Regions from separate parts of the Mus musculus genome. Here region 1 is linked to region 2. Evidence: chromatin loops called from intact Hi-C (ENCODE). Cell type or tissue: heart. All regions are shown on one strand.

Evidence for each region. A loop is a pair of places that touch in the nucleus more often than their neighbours do. Peaks named below come from ENCODE experiments on the same cell type or tissue, not always from the same donor. Only the 100,000 strongest peaks of a DNase experiment are listed, where the experiment ranks them.
Region 1: it touches region 2 in a loop (5-fold over the local background); 28 of 42 quality-filtered maps call a loop at or near these places.

What each region holds. Positions count from the first base shown.
Region 1 is chr16:4,551,524-4,554,023 of GRCm38, forward strand. It overlaps Tfap4 (transcription factor AP4), which reads right to left. Exons shown (of 7, transcript NM_031182.2): 2 at 412-577; 3 at 223-321. Among named protein-coding and RNA genes, the nearest start is that of Tfap4, 6.9 kb to the right of the region's middle. In heart, no CTCF peak of the experiment used is centred here; DNase peaks (open chromatin) are centred at 1,448 and 1,868; H3K4me3 peaks cover 799 bases; H3K27ac peaks cover 2,004 bases.
Region 2 is chr16:4,605,558-4,608,057 of GRCm38, forward strand. The region is part of intron 1 of Glis2 (GLIS family zinc finger 2); the gene reads left to right. Among named protein-coding and RNA genes, the nearest start is that of Glis2, 12 kb to the left of the region's middle. In heart, a CTCF peak has its summit at 1,249 (motif pointing left); DNase peaks (open chromatin) are centred at 214, 324, 1,164 and 2,494; H3K4me3 peaks cover 471 bases; H3K27ac peaks cover 2,200 bases.

The DNA.
Region 1 (2,500 bases), 54 kb before region 2:
TCTGTAAATCCACCAAGTAACCAAACGCCCTGCAGGCGTGGAAGAATGGCCTTACGTTCTAGAACAGAGCCCACTCCACGATACTTCAGAGATGAAGAAACAGGCCCGGGCAGGAAGTGGGTGGGTTCCATTGGCAGAATAAGACTGATAGTCAATGGTTTAGGCAATGCCCACACAGAAGGGGAAGGCCAAGCACTGCTAGGAGGATTCCCCATCCAGTACCTGGATAAAGCGCTTGAGCTGTGTGTTCTGCTGCAGGAGTCTAGTCTTCTCCTGTTCAAGAGAGAAGATGTATTCTGCTGTCTGCTGGAGAATGGCTGCCTGAGGGCAAGAGGGAAAGAATCAGGCTGATGGTCCTCTCCCTGTGAGAGTACAACACCTCCTCCAGGAAGCCCTCCCTGCTCCTGCCACCTTGCTGAGCTTCTCTCCATCTGTGTGGGGAATGAGGGTCTTGAGGGACTGGAAGCCCGCGTTGATACTCTGCATGCGCCTCCGCTCGTTGCTGTTGGCAATCTCGCGTCGAATCCGCCTTTCCTGGTCCCTCTGGGTCTCGGGGGTCAGTGGAATGTTGGCTAGGCTGCCAGGGAGAACAGGAGTAGGTTCAGGAGAGAGGTGTTCTGAACTTTACCCCCAGAAGGCCCCTGTCCTCACAGCTGATCACCAGTGGGCCCTGGTTGTAACCGGCATCCCAACTCTGGCAGATCACCCCCAAGGAAGACACAGGGCTGAGCCCGGGATGCCCAGTGGACTGAAGCAGCTGTCTGTGGATGCAGTCTGATTAGAACCCACGCTTTCTTTCCCTGACCTCTTTCCTAGCGTTCTCTTCTCTAGAAGAGACTCTTAGCCATGTCTAGCTATTAAAACCCACAGGGGTTCACAGCTCTGCATGCCTCCACTGCCAGCCAAGCTGGGAAGGCCCAGAATCCTACATGGCTATTCCCTGTGGTTCTAACACAAGAGGACCCCGGGCAGCAACCAGAGACAGTTCTTGGGACACTTGGAAGTTCCTTGATGTGTCTATCTGGCCCACCTCTTTCAGTAGCTTATACATTGTCACTAGAGTTCTGAGGAGATACCCCCTCCCGCCTGCCCACCACCACAGTTTGTCTCAGCCAGAAGTCTCCAACCACCATCCCAGCCTCTGTGAGCTAAGAGTGTACAAAAGACAAGACAGGCAGCATTCACTCCACAGATGGGACACTGGGCCAGCCACCCCTTGGGACAGTTCTGTTTTATCCTGGCCTTCTCCTCAGAGGCAGCTCACTCTGTGTAAAGAACTGAGGCTCCCGGCATGCTGTGGACAACCCTACTGCATGCTGTAGAAGTAGCAGCTAGCCAGTGGGGCAAGAGAGAAAGCAGCCAGCAGTGGAAGGGCCCAATGCCACTGCTCCCAAGGGGGTGGGCCTGTGTGTGGCCTGGAGGAGGTATGCCCCCCTCAGCCCTCCCCTGCAACTCCCCCTCCCGCCCATGGCCTGATGGCTTCCAGATGCGGAGCTCTCGGCAGAGGCCTCCAGCCCCACCCAAAGCCACAGCCCTGGCCTCTTCCTGAGGGGCCCTCCCAGGGTGACCTGTTCCAGGCTAGTCAGGGGAGCACATACCCTGGGTCTGGGGAAATTAAAAAAAAAGGCCTCTGACACCTCTCATCCCACTGATGTGGGATTCTGAGGTCAAGGAGGTGGCAGGTCTAACTCTCTCACCGTGAGTTGGCCTCAGCCTCTATCCCCAGAGAAAATGGGCTGCACAGCAGCCCAGGAGGGAAACACATCTGTAGCAGCTGGAAACAGCTGAAGCCTATCCAGCCCTACCCAACTTACCCCATCTGTCCTGCCTCAGCTCCCTAAAGAACCTCATCCCTACCCCTTCCAGGGCCTCAGCTTCCTCTCCCAACAGAAAGGTCGGACAGCCGGGAACAAGTTTTCTGTTGGCTGCTGCAGGAGGATGGAGGCAAAGCATCCCCTTCCCACTTCATTCAGGGCCCAAAAGCCCAGAACCCCAGACCACCCTCTCCCAGGGCATGCATCCTCATAGAACCTGGGAGTGTGAGCCTTGGGAGAGAGCCAGGTCTCCCACTTGACAGATGAGATGAGGCCTCCCTTTCATTAGAGCTTATGGTAGGGAGAGAGATCCAGCCTTCCTGCTTCAGCCCAGGATGCCTCCTTCCTCCCAGCCCTTCAAGAGAATGGTGGGCATGTGGAAGGAGACGGGGACTCAGGTCAGGGCCAAGAGGCCCTGTGATGGATGTGCTGCAGTAAGTAGTTAACAACACAGGGTTAGGGGCAAAATGAGACAGAACGGACAGTGAGGGCACACACCTGTAGTTTCAGCACTGAGCAGGCTGATGCTAGCTAGATGAGTGGGAGTTTTGAGACCAGCCTGGGCTACACAGGAAGACTCTTGTCTCAAAAAACAAGCAAGAAAAAGATTCGGTGATGGGCAAGGTGGCAACATGTCAGGAGCAGGCACTTAGGAGACAAGTTCAAGACTATCCTCAACCATATAG
Region 2 (2,500 bases):
TTCCCCAAGAGGGAGGGATGGTGGTCTATATTGGTCTATAGGGGGCCTGGTGCCCTGCAGGAGCTGCAGCTGGGGACCGTCTGCGCAGGGTCTGCAGTGGGCGCACAATAGCAGTCATTGTCTTGGCATGGCTGGCTGGAGGCGCCCAGCCCACCCTCAGGGTGACCCCCGCTCGGGTTGTGGGAGGGCTGTCTCCACCCCTGCCACCCCGGTGGTCTCTGCTCTTCCTCCCTTACTGCTGCTTCCTCCAGCTCCCTCTGCTCTAATTAGTTCCTTTTGCAGCTGGAAGAGCCTCCAGGGCTGGCCCAGCACCCTTTGGGGTTGCTGCTGCGGGTTCCCTTCATGGCCCTTGCAGGTGGGTGTGTCTCGGGACACACCTAGCCTACCAGGAGTGAGTGCTACAAAGCATGGCCTTTGGTCCCTGATCGCAGCCCTGCAGCCCAGGGTGAGAGTCACTCAGCCATCTGACCAGTAGGAAAACAGGCACAGGTGGTTTCTCCGGCAAGTCTTTCAGGCGGGTGGACTCCCTACCCCTGGGTATTGTACCCATGAGAGAGGGTGGTATCCCGTCCCTTTGGACCAGTAAGTTCCGGAGACCCACTGGTTCCAGATATCCTGAACTATAAGGGCAAGCTGCTGCTGGACCTTGGCTAAGGAGGTGATGGCTTCACTTTTCCCAGGATCATGGCCTGCCATTGTCCTTGTTCCAGGCATTTAAGTCTGGCTGGAGAGCTGAGCTGCAGAGTCAGTTAGAAGAATGGGGGACCTGCCTTTCTCCTCCCCCTTTCATCTAGCTCTAGGACAAAACCAAGCTGAAGCCAGATAGGCTGCTGCTGGCTGGGAGTAGGAGTGAAGAGGTCTTTGAGGTTGGCCATGGTCAAAGCATGAGTGGGGTCATAGGCCATCTGCTCCCTTGGGGTGGAGGATCAGAAAACTAGCAGGACTCGTTGCGACATCTCCTTCCTCCTTTCTTAGGAGGAGTGCAGAGCCTGGGCTGGATCCTGGCTTCCAAGAATGATCCCTACCTCCCTGGACAGAACCAAGGGACAGGAAGTGAAAGGGTATCCCTGGAGACTGGATCTGCTGATGGTGGGGGTGGGGCAGTCATTGGCGTCTCCTTTCCTGCTCTGGGTGCTGGCCTCCTCACCCAGGGAGATGGACCCTAGGTGAATGCTGTGCTGTTCCCTGGAGGTCCTCAGAACCAGATGACAGATCAGAGGCTCCTCCTAGGCTCCCTCTGGTGGGAGGACATGAGACAGGAGCAGGTGCCAAAGGCTACTGCTTGGTTGGCACTGTGACTGAGAGCCAGTGCTTGACTCTCTAGCTCAGGCACCCTGCCAGGGGTCTTTTCTCCATGGTGGGTGGTGGGGGCAGAGAAACCTGTGGCTTTGGGCCAGACGAGGGACCAGGCCACCAGCCCTTCCTGGCTCCTGAATTCTTAATCAGCATAAATATTTACTTCCTTCCTCCCCTTCCAGGCTCCCAGCATAGAGGAGCTTCAGGGAGGTTAGACTGAGACTGCGTCTAAAAATAAACAGGTAGAGACAGACAGACAGATTTAACGGGCTACAGGTCAGGCAGAGGGCAGCCTTTGCCTAGACAGGAATGGATGAGAAGGTCTAAGGCCATCACCATCACCTACCCACCTACATGGGTCTGGGACTCCCAAGAGGGTGGTGCTCTGGTCACCAGGGTATGATACAGTGAGTCTCTGGTCCAAGCGTTGTCTGAGCAGTAACAAGTGCATCTGACAGCCTCAGTGGGGACAAGTTACAGACCTGAATCTCACAGTAAACAGGTTTCCTGTGCTCTGATGATGCAGCCCTGTGTGCCCAGATTCCATGTAGCCACATGTAGTGGGAGCTGGAGATACATCCTTACAAGCAGGATTGCATTGCAGGCCAAGGAAGGGTGCACACTGTGTACTGGGGAATGCCGCTGAAGCTTGGAGTTTGAGGGCATAAGAGGGAAGCAAGGGACGACCAGGTAGGAGAAGCTGCCCTAGAGCCTTGGCCTGGAGAACAGATGGGAGGAACACAGTGAGTGACTGTCCTCTCTGCCATCTCCGCCCCATGTAAGGGCACAAGGTCTTACAAGCCCCCGAGGACACACTCAGCTGCTCCAGGTATTTTTCAGGTTTTTCCTTCCATGCCCACTTTGTATTAAATACAGTAGTAGAGTCTTTTAGTGTGGGTGTTCAGTAAAAAGATTTTTGCAGTGTGACAGTCTACACGAACAAAGGCCAGAGAAACAAGTGGGAGGTCTCTCGAGGGCGGAAGGTGAGGTGTTTGGTGTGGAAGGGCTGGCCTTGTGCTGTGAAGACCCCGCAGTTGCATGAGAGGAGGAGAGTCGCAGTATGAAATTTTAAGAATGTTACCACTAGCTTTTTCTACCTACTGTCCTTTTCTGGTCCTGCAGAACAGGTCTGGCCACAGTCCTCAGCTGCCCCCTGGTGGCAGCCAAAGCTCACTGGCCCTGGTTTTTGTCACAGCCTCTTTTA